Regions from separate parts of the Homo sapiens genome. Here region 1 is linked to region 2. A link is a loop called in an ENCODE intact Hi-C map of the cell type or tissue named here. Cell type or tissue: dorsolateral prefrontal cortex. All regions are shown on one strand.

Evidence for each region. Hi-C counts contacts between places; a loop is a spot of excess contacts. Peaks named below come from ENCODE experiments on the same cell type or tissue, not always from the same donor. Only the 100,000 strongest peaks of a DNase experiment are listed, where the experiment ranks them.
Region 1: it touches region 2 in a loop (3-fold over the local background); 15 of 110 quality-filtered maps call a loop at or near these places.

The regions. Positions count from the first base shown.
Region 1 is chr5:147,684,935-147,692,934 of GRCh38, reverse strand. The region is part of intron 1 of JAKMIP2 (janus kinase and microtubule interacting protein 2); the gene reads left to right. Among named protein-coding and RNA genes, the nearest start is that of JAKMIP2, 94 kb to the left of the region's middle. In dorsolateral prefrontal cortex, no CTCF peak of the experiment used is centred here; a DNase peak (open chromatin) is centred at 3,764; H3K27ac peaks cover 1,200 bases.
Region 2 is chr5:147,623,395-147,631,394 of GRCh38, reverse strand. It overlaps JAKMIP2 (janus kinase and microtubule interacting protein 2), which reads left to right. Exons shown (of 22, transcript NM_001270941.2): 15 at 1,649-1,702; 16 at 2,579-2,644; 17 at 7,706-7,774. The region is part of intron 3 of JAKMIP2-AS1 (JAKMIP2 antisense RNA 1); the gene reads right to left. Among named protein-coding and RNA genes, the nearest start is that of JAKMIP2-AS1, 67 kb to the right of the region's middle. In dorsolateral prefrontal cortex, CTCF peaks have their summits at 2,929 and 3,136 (motif pointing left); a DNase peak (open chromatin) is centred at 3,134; H3K27ac peaks cover 418 bases.

The DNA of each region.
Region 1 (8,000 bases), 62 kb before region 2:
AAATGATTTGTTCTCATTTTTCACAGTTTTACAGTAATTATCATCAGTGTTAGTGTTGACAGTTTTCCCTGATATTAGGAACTGCTTTGTCAATCTTATTATTACCCATAGACTTTTAAAAAGACCATCGTTCAAATCTAGATGGAGAAAGAGAGAGCGAGCTTTATTATGCTTTCAAATGGACCGTTTCCGCATGTCCCCAGGTCAAAATTACAAGTGCTGCACTCTCTTCTTGTCATTCATCAATCCATTCATTCATTTACTCTCTTTCATTTAAAAAATGTTTATCATACTGTTTTTATATTAGTCATATGAGCAAACACCCTCCCTACTTTCACAAGTCTTTCATTTTAGTGGGAGAGATAAATATTGATTTAAAAAATCAAATTTATAACCACAAGCTGTGATACATGTTATTTAGAAAAATAGCTGATATTGTGAAAACATGCACTAGAAGAACCTGGCCTGATCTGAAAATCTCAGGAAGATCTGTATTTATTTTCTAGAGCTGCTGTAACAAATTACCACAAACTGGTGGCTTAAAACAACAGAAATGTATCCTCTCACAGTTCTGGAGGCCAGAAGTCTGAAACTGGGTGTCAGCAAGCTTGGTTCTTTCCGGAGCTCTAAGAAGACTATTCCGTCCTCTCTTCTAGCTTCTGGTAGTCACTGGCATTCCTTGATGTTTTTTGATTTGTAGACACAATGCCCCAATCTCTGCCTTCATTTTTACATGACATTCTCCCCTGGATATATCTGTATGTTTGTGTCTAAATTTTCCTTTTTAAAAGGACATCAGTCATCTTGATTACATTTGCAGAGACTCTATTTCCAAGTAAGGTGACATTCCTTGGTACTGGGAGTTAGGACTTAAACATATCTTTTGAGGGACGTGACTCAACCAACAACAGCTTCCTTGAGTCAATGACACTGGAGCTGAGATGATTAGAATCTATGGAAGACAGGACTTTGCAAAGGGAATGGGACAGGTAAAGTCTCCGAAACAGGAAGGACCATCCTGTTTAAAGACTTGAGAGAAGGACACAGAGACAAACACATGCACAGGGAAACACAGGAGCAAAAAGTCTCAAGGAGTCACCCACGGCGCTGCTTAACCGCTCCCATGCACAGACTCCCCTCCCATGAGGCGTGGACATCACATCGCCTTTGCTCCAGGTCTACCTCCACTGACCAGCCAGCACCCTCATGTGCCCTTGAGTCAAAAGAGAAGCAAACACTCCTCTCTTCTGGGCTAGACTTTAGGAGAGAAAGTCTATGTGGTAAAGAATCCTTCAGGGCCAAAGCTTGGGTTGTGCTATATGAACACAAGGTTCGGGAGAAGGCTTGGGTTAAATCCCAGCTTTGTGCAGCCTTGGGTAAGTGCATGATTCTGAGCCCCAGTTTTTTCATATAAAAGGTGAGGTGAGTATAGCGTCTGCATCGTATTCAAGTACTTTGTAAATTTCAACAATAAGGAGAAAGAATGCTACTTGGAATAGGGAAGATGAAAAATCCTTGGCCTTTTAAGCCTAGCATAGTTCATCCAAATTACTTCACAGTAACAGAAGGAGCTGGGTGGGGGATGGGGGGAAACTATTAATAGCATTCCCCAGTCTGTGTACCGTGGAGGAGGTGAGAAGGTTAATAGTAACAATAACATTTCATCTGTGCACAATGGAGAGGGTGGGAGAACAAATATTAATCATTTTAATAATGGAATATGTTTACAGTGGTTTATGGGTAACAGTGTTTTCTCATATACAATCTTATGCAATGCTTGTGTCTCCTATCCCACTTTTAAAATAAAACTCATGTATCTGGGGGATGAGAGAGTTTTAAAATACCAACCTCCCTATCTGCTAGCACTTTGACTGGAGTAGTCCGTCACATTAACCAATCTTGAGAAGGCTGAATGAGTGGGTGAGATAACCCATGAGGAAAAGGAGACCAGAATAGAGCTTCAGGCACCTACCCCCAGGAAGGTGTTGGAGACAAGGGAGAGAGGAGAAATCCCATTTTCTCCCAGGACCCATCCTGTGTACCCAAAGGGTCTCAGCATTTCCAGCAACAGATCCAGGTATATAATTTGTCAGAGTTGTGGTCAAGGTTAGGTTTATCCAGCAGAGGGCCACACAGTATGCGTCATGCAATAGCCACGAAGCACTGGAGAAGGAGCTACACACTCACCTGAGACACATTCCCCAGAGGGTTTGCAATGAACCATGTGAGGCATCCAGGAAGACTTTTTGATCCCTCAGTGAGATGGACCCTGTTACCTCATATATCTTTCCAAAATGTTTTTATGCATGTATGTACCTATAGGTCCACATAGATGTGTGTGCATATGTGCATATATATATATATATATATATATATATATATATATATATATATAATCTCTTTAGTTTTTTACATGAATGACATTATACTTTGGACTTCATTCGTCATCTTGCTCTTTAAATGTTTTGAGGTGCAACTAGCCTCATTGGTTCATGTAGATCTTCCTATGTGTTTTTAAACTATTGCATAGTAATTTATAGACTGGACATACCACTTTATTATGCTGGTCCCTTTTTTATTTTTGTTTTTTAAGCTTTTTTTAGGGACAGGGTCTCAATCTGTCACCCAGGCTGGAGTGCAGTGGTGCCATAATAGCTCACTGCACCCTCAACCTTCTGGGCTCAAGTGATTCTACCACCTTAGCCTCCCAAACACCATGCCTAACAATTTTTGTTTGTTTGTTTGTTTGTGGAAACAGGGTTTCACAATGTTGCCTAGGCTGGTCTCAAACCTGTGGTCTCAAGCGATCCCCTCGCCTCAGCCTCCAAAAATGCTGGGATTACTGGTGTGAGCCACTGTGTCCAGCCCAAGCTGTTCCCCTTTACATGGACAGTGCATTGTTTCTAATTTTTCACTATGACAGTGTTGCACAGGTGTGGGCTAGATCGTCATGAAGTCTCTCATTATTACCTTTTAACATACTATGTAACTTACATAGTTATCTTGCTGATTTTTGTTTCACTCTGCTAGAGTATAAACTCCAGGAAAGCAAGGATGTTTGTTTATTCTATCCTCAGCTCTATCTCCAGCCCCTAAAACTGTGTATGCAGTGAATATTCATTGAACAAATGTGCTATAGCCATATTCTGCAGCCACATATAGTTATGGTGTAACTATTATCCTCTTAATAGGAGGACAGCTCTCTGAGGGCATGGACACCCTCAGAGTGTTTTAGCTGCAGTGCCTGGCACAATGCCCTGCTTAGAGTGAGAGCTTTATACATTTTAGGAACAAACAGTAACGTGTACTGTTTAATACATCATCAGATCAACGTGGCTCTGCATCTCAGCTCAACTTACTGATCCCATGATTCTGATGAAACATCCACCCAAAAAGGATTACCATCAGCTTGCATCTAGTCCTATCACCACCTCCCTTGCTTCCACTCTCTAAGCCGCTACCATCTCCAAGCTGGATTTTTGCAGTGACCTCCAAACCAGTCCGCTTAATTCCACCCTTATGCTCAGTCTTCTCCTTTTACTAGAGCAGTCAGAGTAAAATGTTAAAAGCTAAGTCAGATCAGGGCACTGCCCCTCTCAACTCCTCCTGTGGCTTCCTACCCACTCTGAGTAAAAGCTTAAATCAATGCAAAATGGCCTAAAAAGCACAGCATGGTCTGCACACACTGCCCTCCCATTACTGTCTGCCCTCTCTTTGGCTGCTGTCCTAGCTCACTCATTCCTCCAGCCTCCCCGGCTCCCTGAAGTTCCTGGAACTTGGACGTCTGTGCTCACTGTGGAGCTCTTGTACTATTTCCTCACTACCCTGGCACGCTTTCCCCCCCAGGCATCAGCCTTTAATCAAATAGCAACTACTTAGGCTTTCTCAGATCTAAAATCACAACACCACCTGGATCCTTCCTGTCGACCTCTGTTCTGTATTATTTTTTCCCATAACACATTATTATTATAATCTAGCACAGTATATTTACTTAGCATGCTTATTATGTGGGTCTCCAACTAACATAGCAGCTCCATGAGCCAACGATGTATGTCTGTTTTATTTATTCACTGCTGTATCTTCCATACCAAGTACAGTGCTTGGCAGCTATGCAGCATTCAATACATATTTGTTGAAGAAGCTGATTTTAGAACAGAGCACTTATTTGACACATACCATGTGAAACGCTTTACCGGCCTTATTCCATGTATCTTTTGCCACCATCCTTTAAGGGTGGGACTATAGTGATGCGGTTGAGAGAATGGGCCCTAGAGTCTAACAGCTTAGATTAAATCCTATCTCCATTGCTTACCAACACTGAGCAGAAGGTCAATTATTTATCTTCACTAAGTCTCTGTTATGTGAATGATTAAAAGGGAAATATTAATGACTATTATTTATTATTATTAGTTGCATTTAATCAGACTCTATGAAGCAACCAGTGCAACATCATAAGAAGTTTTTCAACCACAACCCTAGATCTAGGCACCAAATCCCCTTTTATTTAATTATCTATCTCATGTGATCATTTTACAATGCAATAGCTATGTTGTGCATACGGTTTTGCAGGATTAAAGCACTCCCTTGCCTGAACCCTATTTCACATAGGAAAAATATTAACTGCTAGTTTATAACCACCCTAAAAAATGGGATTTCTAAGTGAAAAGCCCTAAGCGATTAATTCAATCAGTGCTCAGAACATTATGACAATGAATGATACATAGCCTTGTGTTAAATCTTCATAATGCTCTGGACAGCAAATGTGTTTAGTGGCCTTACACTTTGACTTCTATAGAACAGGACTTCTTTGTAAGTCATCTGAGAGTTCTAAAGGCAATAATAGATATGAAAAAGAGTGTTGTGTTTCTGGTCCTAAGAGAAAGACAAGGACCATGCAGCGGTTAAAACAAATGTTTTGGAATCAGGCTGAAGTGATTTTAAATTTTGTCAGACACATCAAAGGCTCTCAAAAAACATTAACTGAGTCAATGAATGGGTCCTACGCATACAAGTTGCATGACATTGGGCAAATTTAAAAGTCTTCATTTTGTGTTTTATGTAACTGCAAAATGATACCTACTTCATGAATTTGTTTTAATGAGTTAATACATGTACAGTGGTAAATACTGTGCTTGGCATGTAGAAAGATTGCAATAGAGTTATTATTAAATAGCTTATTTCCATTCTGCAGTTGAGAAAATAGAATTGTCTTCTCCCAAATTAAATGTTTTACCTGTCGTGTGAAGGGTAAGAATAGACCAGTTTTAATATCAGATATAAAAATGAGCCCTTTCTAAATTCTCTCCTCCTTCTGCATGTTACCTGCAACTCCAAGCTAATCAATAGTCTTGATACATCCATAATTCTTACCAAATTTTCTTACATAATATTTACTCAATTCTTCTTTATTGCCAGGACCACAGGGCAAATCCTCTCTCATCTTTCAAGACTCAGTTTAGCCATCCCTTCTGTTAGACACACTCTCTGTCTTTCCCAGGGAGTTGGAGCTCCTCCTCTGAGTACCAGTAGTGCCTCGTTTGCTTCTCTGTTTCAGCACTCATTACATCTTCAGGCCTGCAGTTCATTATTTACATGTTGGTCTCTCCCAGTGGGGAAGAGTTGTAGAGAGGATTCATAAATCATACGTTCAAGGCTGGAAGATGACTTTTAACACTCACCTCAGAGCATTAAAAAGATAATGCATGTAAATAGATTTGCACAGTGACCAGCAGTAGTAAATGGTCAATAATGACAATTATGATGATGATTAGCAGTAGTAGTAGTAGTATTCATCTGTCACAGTAGGAGGTGAGTAAGTGGATGAAGAACAGTAATTATCTTTACAAGTGCTATGATGATCTAGAATATTATAGGCCAGGACTCCAGGGCTTTGGAATATCAAAGATTGCTTACTATACAAAAAGAAAACAATGGCTCCCAGAATCTTCTGAGATTTTAAGATATATAAGAAAAAATTATGAGCCCTGGAGATTTGTTTTTCCTAATAAGTTGTCTATAGAAATAGCTTAAAACTTAAAATGAGAAATTATAATTCCTAGTTTCATGTGCCAGGTAATAAAGAAAATGCTGGGAGGAAAATGTGTTTCTCAAATATAAATTTCTTACATTTGGAAATATATTGCTCAATTTTTAAGTATATAAATACAATTAATATACTACAGAGTTTAATGTGGATAAAACATCATTAGGTTTACTCAATGGTAAGTGACACTTCATGCTGTAGTCATCTGTGCTTTGGAAGAACAACATTAAAATTTTGCGGGTTTAAGGAATTCTTTACTCTTGCCAATGATAAGTTCATTTTGGCTCCATTCAGGTACCCCTTCAGCAAACATTTTAGAGTTTCTACTATGAGGCACTGTGCTAAGCACTGCGGATACAGTGGTGAACAGGCCCAGGGAAATCCCTGCTTCTATAGAGCAAATATGTGATAGAGACATTGAAGGGAAAAAAGTGAACATTATAGGGTATCCAATTTATTTCCTTGAGTGATTTGTACCCGTGAGTTTGGTAAGATATGCGTGAGAGAGGCTGGCTTCCCCAAGAAAGGTAGATTTGATGGAAAACAGTGCCCCCCCACCAACACTGATTTCCAAAAAAACGATTTATTCAAGTTCCAATCTAACTGACTGCACAGTCCCTTCATGAAAAGAGACTGGCATACATTCAGAAGTTTGTTCTGGCCTTGTTGATTCCAATTAAGTCAGGTTTTGCAGCGTGGACAATTGTGCTGTGACTCGCTGTGACTAATGGCTGGTTCTCTGTTCAATGAAGAGGAGAGGCACTTTAGAGCCCAAAGCATTTCAGATTAGGAACAAGGTCCCTATGTTTGCATTAATTCCAGCTTTTCATGATGTTATGCCAAAAGCATGGCCATTGTGTTCCAGCCTCACTCCTAGCTTCAGCTGGTTGTCTACCTTATTTTCCCTTTGCTCCACTTGTCCTCACTGAATTCTGTGTTTTGCTTCCCACCATATCCGCCACCCTGCGCTATGCCAGAAACATTATTTTATTCTGATTATAGAAGCTATACAATTATAGAAACCTTAAGGAAAAGAAAAGCCTCAATTATTTTAAATTAAGATCTCTGATCATCTGCCATTCAAAAAAAATTACTGCTATTTGAACACCTATCTTTATATATATAAACATATATGCTATCTACTTCATTTTAAATGCCTTACATCACATTATGTTGAAGTTTATTTCTATAAAGTGCTTAGAAATTGCTTTCAAATAAGTTGTGGAATAAATTTTTTAAGTAGGTAAATCAATAAATAGTAAGAAGATGGTACTGCTTTCCCTCAAATATGATTTCTGTAAAAACAAACTGAAGTATTTCTAGTACAGTATTTCTGGTACAGTTGGGCTTATAGGCTCCGGAGTAAGGCTAGCCATGTTATTATGCACTGCCTTTGCTATTTACCACCTACAATTTTGCACAATCTATATTTCTTCTTTGAGCTTCTTTTTCCTTAATATAATAGTTAATATAGATCATTTACTGTAGTGCCTAGCTTATACTAAGCCCCCTGAAAATATTAGCTTTTCTTATTTTGAAACACATGGGTGACTTCTTTGATCTTACTGAGTTCATTGATGTTACCTACATTCTTCCAATGTCCCTTACTGAGAGTTGGGTATCATCTTCAACCTTTCCTTCTCTCTTTGACTATTGCCTAGTAATGAGCACATTATACAGACTTTTTCTGCATTACATACTAGCTTGAGAGAAGCACTAAGAAGCTTCAGGCTCAAACACATTCTAATTATGTCTTTTGCTAGCACTGTGACTTTGCGTAAGGGATTGACCTCCTATTAACTCAAGTTATAGGGAAATAATAACTCCATGTATCTCATAATCTTGTTTTAAGTATGAAATGGAAGGATGCACAAAAATTGCTGCATTGTACAGTGGTCAGCACACACTAAGTGCTCTCTAAAGAGAAGATGTGGAATGATGAAGAAAATGATAATGG
Region 2 (8,000 bases):
TTTTATGTTTGTAGAAATTAGAAAAACTGGGAATTGGAAAAGGGGAGGTTACTTACGACTATTTTGTCTTTCAGTCACTGGATGTCATCATTTTGATACAAACTATGTAGGAATTGAAAATAGTCACTTCTACTAGAAAATTAACAGAATGTTTTTTAATGTGTGACAGATATACAAATGATAACAGAAGAAACAGAGGCATCCATGATTATTTAGAACAGAGTCATATGAAGAAAGACGCTGCATCAAAATTAGCCTTAATTACCTGGGAGAAATGTGAATTCGATTTAATACTTCAAGAAATATATTTCAAGTCTGCCAGATAGAAAAGTTTGAGTCCCTTTGTTGAGCCATTCTAGGTGCTATGGAATTCATAATTATGGAATTGCAGAGTTAGAAAAGGTTTGAAGTCATCTAGTCCAACATCTCTTTTGATGTGTTTAATTTAGGGAGGATTCCTCTTTTGGAAGGGCTTAGGGTTTATAACAGGTTGCATATTAAATAGAATATAATTATCTTTTTAGTGCTACTGGATATATTTTAAGTATTAGAGTTGAATTGAGGTAGCTCTTCCCCCGGGGAAATATATTGTCCTTCAGTGAAATCACATTGTGAATATCTGTTCCTGGGGTAAAGCTGGGATGCTGCCTGCTATTCCTGGTCTCTCCTTACCTTCTGCATGGCCCTTCCTGCTCCCACTCTGAGCTGCCAAATATACTTGCTTCAGTTGCCTTCTCTGTACTTATGAGATTGAGCTAGACTTTCCCTTTCCTGGTGGTAGGGCTCTACTATACTGCTGTTTGAACATGAGAAAGAGGAGAACATAGTACTAATACGGTAAAAAGTGGAGAAAACTTTGGTGGTAATATTGTGTTTCCTTGCCTTCCATCTTAAACCATTGTCCTGGTGTTTAAACTTCTGGCCTTCCTGGGTGGCATGGTAATTTGTCAACCAAAGCAATTTTTGGATTTCACTGTAATTAAATGAAAAGAATTTACTTTGCCTTTTCCTTCGATGCATTTTTTCTCAGATAAATCACAAACAACCTAATCCAATGAACTCTTTCGAATGGAGTTCAGCTGCTTCAAACTGACTCAAGGAACAGGGTAAAAATAAGATAGATGAAATTAATGCTAACCACCTTTAAAAAAATGGTACTGCACTATAGTTTTCTACATGGCAGTCAAAATTCAATCAGGTCAGAATTTTGCTAATTAGAATAAAATTGGTTGATTCTTTATATTTATTACCTATTACTTTTTTATACCTGAAAGCCTATCACAATTGAAAAAAAAAAGATTTGGCAGTCATGAGAAGAAAGTTAATGAGAATATTCCAAGTCTTTTACTACATGCTAGACTCTTTCATACACAGTCTGTTTATCCTGAAGATCAGCTCAGCCTATGAAGTAGGAATTTATTATCTCCATTTTGCAACTAGCAAAATTAAGAATGATCTGTTAAGTACCTGACCCAAGTTCACACAGCATGTAAGAAGCAAAATTGAAACTTAAAACTAGGTGTGCCAGATTGAAAACATCCCAAGGAAGTTCAGGCCCTAAAATGTCTTCCTCTAACTTCATGTTCAGGCACTGATGGAATAGGAGGCCACATTTGTCTTTGACATGAGTTTCTGCTTGATTTTGCAGGATGTGAACATCCCTGATCTCATAAAGCAGCTTGATATCTTGGGTGATAATGGGGTAAGTAAAGAATTGATTTAGTATAGATATGAATTTGCCTAAACAGAGGCAAGAGATACTTAACAATGCATCATGTGTAAAGTAAGAGCAAGTGAGATGCCATTTCACTTAAGGATGTTGCTCCTTGGGAAGAATATACAATTTATCAAACAACTTGGCTAAGGGGTTGTAAGGATCTCTGGAAGGTAGTAGCAGAAATGAGACCTGGTAAAGTGCTTTTTGCGGGCAGGTTTCAGGTTTGAATGTCGACCACATCTCCAATAAGTAAAGCTAATTATTGTCTGACTCTAGCTCAAAGGCATCCAGTGTGAAATTAATCAGTCACGCATTTGCAAAGGCTGCTAAATACTAGGGTTGTTGGCAGTGCCATAAAAATGGACCAGGAGGCTATAATGCATTTTCTTTCCGAAAACATCTTCCAGACAGGGTCAAGGCACATTAATTCAGTGGGAGGACCATTTATTGTGATACTATGTGATTGGTGCTTGTAGGTTGAAAGAATCACCGTTTTTCCCTTGAAAAATTATCAAAGGAGAGAACAGAATTAGTAAAATTACATCAAAACTTCTATGAAGAGACTGTTTTTTATTCCATTTTGGTTTCTGTTTTTCTCATAACATGACTATTAATAAAGTATGCCTCCAGTGACACAAAATCAAATCGGTGTTAAGGAGATATTTAAAAAATCACGTTTAATATACTTCTTCCGGGTTTTGATTAACTCTTTGTTCAGAATTATTACTAAACAGAATAGGAATTTGTTAAGTTTCTATACAGGCTTATACAGAATGCTCTGTAGCAGTCAGTCAGACAGTATTTTCTTTGGGGTAAATAATGTCAGTATGTTCAGCTGACGGCCTTTCTTATTTTTTACAGAATTTAAGAAATGAAGAACAAGTGGCCATAATTCAGGCCAGCACTGTGCTGTCCCTGGCAGAGAAGGTAATGAGCCGTACAAACATTTCAAATCATCTCGGTGTCTGGCTTAATACTGAACGAGCAGACTAGGGTGTGAAGGACATTCCCTCTGCACATGACTGTGTGTGAATACCTAATACACATTTTATTTTTAAGGGTAGTACAACCCAGATAGAATGAGAACACCCAAACGAAAAGTCTATACACTGATTTGGGATGGGTGGCTAATTTTTGCTTTGAAGTTCCTTAAAAATATATATAATTTTTTAAAAACAGAAAACCTTCTAGATTACATTATTTACACAATCCCTACCAAGCTGGGAAACCACAAAGAAGAATTCTGCGGGGCGATGATAAACTGGAGCATTGCTCTTATCATAGACTTATCCTGGGGTGTGTACCTACCATTGCTCCCAACTGATCCTGTGGCTTAGTAGGGGCTCATTGCCTTCTCATTCAGAAAGTCCGACATAGAGACTGTCAGGAGAAAATCAACACTGACTGAGCTCTGGCTCCACCTTGTGTCTAAACCTGGTAAATGGCCAGATAAATTGGTGTATTCAGAGTACCTCATGAATCAATGCATAAAGCCTGGCTGGATGGTATGTACCTATAGTCCTAGCTACTTTGGAGGCTGAGGGAGGAGGCTCACTTGAGCCCAAGAATTTGGGGCTATAGTGTACTATGATCATGCCTGTGAGTAACCACTGTACTTCAGCCTAGGCAACATAGTGAGACTCCATCTCCTTTAAAAAAAAAAAAAAAGTACCAGTAAATACTTGAGAGTCATGTGCACATGGTTGGATAAAATGAGAGCAAGCAATCAGCTCTCTCCAATCTGAAATGAGGGAATTCTACGGGCCAAATAACAGTTAAGTTACTCAAACAAAAGAATGAAATAAAAAACAGGGAGAACAAAGAACTATAGCTATGAAATAAAAAGACACTTAACCAGGTGTTTTTTAAAAAGGACATTTTGTTGACAACTGGAGAAATTTAATGTGGACTGGGTATCAGATGACAAAAGTAATTAATGTTAATTTTGTAAAGTGTACCAATAACCTTGTGGGTTTTTTTTTTTTTTTTTTTTTTTTTTACAGAAAGGCTTTATCTGTTAGAGATACACATTGAAGTATTTACATGTGAAATAAAATGAAAGCTGGAATTTTTTCTTTTAAAAAAACTTACTTCCTACACAGTTTAATTACAGACCTAATCACTTTCTCTGATCCCTCCCCAGCAAATGCCTCATTATCTCTAACAGAAGGTCCAAATTTAGAATTTGGCATACAGACCCTCTGGGATTTGAGTCTTATCTACCTATTTCTCTAGTGTCTCCTCTCCCTTCTCTCCCTCCATTCTCTCTCTCTTTCTCTCTCCATTCTCCACTCTTGGTCCTTTACACTGATCTTTTTACCTGGAAGATAGTCCCATCTTGCCTTTCTACCTCTGCCTGGCTAAATCTTGAGCATCAGACTTCCCCATAATGAGGAGGCCTGCCTGTTCATCCAAGCCCCCTTAGGTGTTCCTGCTCTATGTTCCCACAGTGGCCTGTGCTACTGCTCCCATGGCTTTTGACAATTGCATTACACTGTCCATTTGCATTTGTCATATGGCCCCATCTAACTACCACTAGACTCTAAGGCCCATGAGGACAAATAGTTGTGTCTCTCCACTCCCCACCCCCTGTTTTTTGCCCTAGCTTTTCACACTAGTCCAGCACATGTAGTAAGTCATGAATAAATGTTAACTGAAGGAGCAAAGGTGTGAATTTGTGAATGCTCATAAGACACCATTTCAGTGACAACACAAAGATGAAAAAAACACAGTCTGTGCCTCCAGTGCTGCTATCATCTGGCAATGATAGCAAGAGAGCCTTATTCAGCTGGAATCATGAAGGGCTGCAATTCTTTACTGCAAGAAAAAATCGCCTGGGTTTAGGGCTACAAACAAAACATGGGCTGATTCTATGGAAGATGAGGATTGAGGAGGTGAAAGAAAGGAAATACAGCCTTGTGTGTCTCACATTTACTGAGACTGATGGGAGAAATATCTTCTGCTCCCTGCCCTGTGTGGGTGCAGTACAACTGTACTTATCAGAACCAACAACTGTGCTTATCAGAACCAAGACTTGCGCAGTGCTCCTTTTGAGATAGGCACTTTCTAACTGCTGGAGACTAGGTACTAGTGTGACCTTTATTTCACACAAGGAATCTGAAGCACAAAAAAGGTAGATAACTGCCTAAGGTCACACAGCCTGAAGTTGATGGAGTCAGGATTCACACCCAAGGAGTCTGGTTCTAAAGCCCATGATCTTACGTCTTGCACCAAACTCCTCCTCCTGTGGGAAATAGGCTTTGCAGACCCCATGGGAGCTGGGCTGTCGGAGCTGAGGCAAATTAGCCCATGCCTCTGCTTACTTTTTTTGCAAGAAAGGTATAGGGACCAGTTGAACAAATACAGGGTGATGACTCTGTGCTTAGCACTGTGGTAGAAAGCTAGGAACCAGATGAACAAGACACAAGCCTTCCCTAAAGTGCTCATGGTCTGTTCAGCTGCCTTTTGTGCAGACTTTTGCAAAGCACAGATTAAATTTATCTCTTGTCTGTGGGATTCACAGATAAAAGTTTCTACATCCAAGTAATTCTAAACAACAACAATGAATGTCTTGAGACTACCAATTTGAATAGCACTCTGTTATATGGGAGTATGATCTTTAGCCAGAATTTGAGCCTAGACAAAATTCCAACAAGCAAACCCAGTTGTCACTTTGTATTAAAAATAATGGCAGTGACCTTGAGTGAGAACATATTAGGGGCTGGATACTGCACTCAATGCCATAAGTACATTATGTACTTATGTACTGTTCCTTACAACCATTCTACAGCTGTCACTATTTTTTAATTTGTATAAATTTACGGAGTACAGGTATACTTTTATTACATGGATACATGGTGTAGTGGTGAAGTCTTGGCTGTTAGTGTATCCACCGCCCAAATAATGTACATTGGGGTACCATTGTTTTTATTTTATACATGAGGAAACTGAGGCTTGGGATATTCAGTAACTTGTCCTGGATTACACAAGTAGGAAGGAACAGCAACCAACACACAAATCTATATCTAATGCTCATGATATAATGACTTTAGTTCACAGTACTCTTAAAAACATGATTTTAAAAAATATGTTTCTTGATAACAAATGGACAGCAAGCAAGATGAAGGATTTTAGGTTTTGGATGGGTACAATTGCAATATGAGTCTATTTACACAAAACCCATGATTGACAGAAATTTGTTTCAAGGGGAAACCATGTGTATGTGCAAAGAACTTAGCACCTCTCCAGTCTCGGCATGCCTCTTTTCTTTCACCATGTTCCCCACAGCCAAGGAGTGGTTGAACATGGTATCCCCTTGTAAGTATCAAGGCTGTTGTGTATAAAAGTCTCGCTGTGCTGCATAATTTATCACAGGTAACCTAGAAAGAACTATCTGGGGCTGGGCGCAGTGGCTCACGCCTGTAATCCTAGCACTTTGGGAGGTCGAGGTGGCTGGATTGCCTGAGCTCAGGAGTTCAAGACCAGCCTGGGGAACACGGTGAAACCCCGTCTCTACTAAAAATACAAAAACTTAGCCAGGCATGGAGGCGTGCACCTATAATCCCAGCTACTTGGGAGGCTGAGGCTGGAGAATCGCTTGAACCTGGAGGCGGAGGTTGCAGTGAGCCAAGATCGTGCCATTGCACTCCAGCCTGGGTGACAGAGTGAAACTTTGTCTCAAAAAATAATAATAAATAAATAAATAAATAAATAGTACCTTGTAGTGAGATACCACTAGTACATCCAATACACAATGGATACTGCCTCATGTTTTTTACTTCCTTAATCTTTACTTATTGTTAATCCCATTTGACAGACAAGAAACTTGAGACTTAGAGAAATCAGGTAACCTTTCCATGCCACCCACCCATGAAAAGCTGGAATTGAAATTACGGCCAAGGTAGTCTGTCTTCAGAACCCACTTAATTATTATGCCCAATTGCTTCCCTAAAATATAAGCTGACATTTAACTTGCTAGAGATTCATTATAATAATTTGTTCTATAAAAACCTGTATATGGTAGGGTCACATTATTCAAAGTCTGCATTCAGAGTGTTTATCAATGCTAACATAAATATCATATATTCTGAGTACTGGGAAAGATAAGTTTTTATGTGATTTAGAACACCTCCACTTCACAAAAATAATTCTTCCCCACTTTGCTGTAATCAGTTTTATATACTGAAAAATTACCGTTGTCCCAATTCTCCAGTGTACCTGGCCTTCTTTCTCTCATCCTGCTTCCTCCAACAATAGAGCTATTGGACATGTTGTCCCTTCCACTTGGAACTTCCTCTTCATTTTTTCCCAGTCATCTCTCACCCATTCTTTGGACCCCAGTGCAATTATCACTCACAAGAAAGCCTCCTATGGTGTTCTCCAATAAGGGCAGGAGTCTTGTTGATCTGGTTCACCACTGCAGCCCTAGGACCTGGTACAGCACCTGACACTTGCTAGTCATCCATAAATGCATTTGCTGAATGGGTGAATGAATGAATACAAGGAAGACTGTAGTCTTGTTTCTGAACTATGAGATAAAAATGTGGGTCAGGCACGGTGGCTCGCACCTATAATCACAGCACTTTGGGAGGCTGAGGCAGGTGGATCATGAGGTCAAGAGTTCAAGACCAGCCTGGCCAAGATGGTGAAACCCCGTCTCTACTAAAAATACAAAAATTAGCCAGGCGTGGTGGCAGGCGCCTGTAATCCCAGCTACTCGGGAGGCTGAGGCAGAGAATTGCTTGAAAGCAGGAGGCGGAGGTTGCAGGAGCCGAGATAACGTCACTGCACTCCAGCCTGGGCAACGGAGCGAGATTCCGTTTCAAAAACAAAACAAACAAACAAGCAAAAAAAGGTGTTGTTTTTGCTTCAGTTCTCAGTCTTCTTCCTGAGATATAAGGGGAGGAGACGGAGCACCTCATGGGGGCACACAGATATACACCATATCAAGCAGCCATGTCAAACACTTTTGTCTTGTTAACCCCTTAGTGGATCCAGCAGATTGAAGGAGCTGAGGCTGCCCTACACCAGAAAATGATGGAATTGGAAAGTGACATGGTAAGTACAAGATGAGATATTGTAAAAATTAAGAAAAACTTACAAGGCAAATGGAAAATTAAAGTTGCCTCTACCAGTTTTATCTGGCACTGATGAAAGTTTGTCATCTTTCCATTATTATTTTATGTACAGAAGATGGAAAAAAAATTACCAGAAGTACCAAACAATTTCAGGCTATATTCTCCCCCCAAAAAATGTTAGTTTTTGGAAAATATCCAAAACTAAT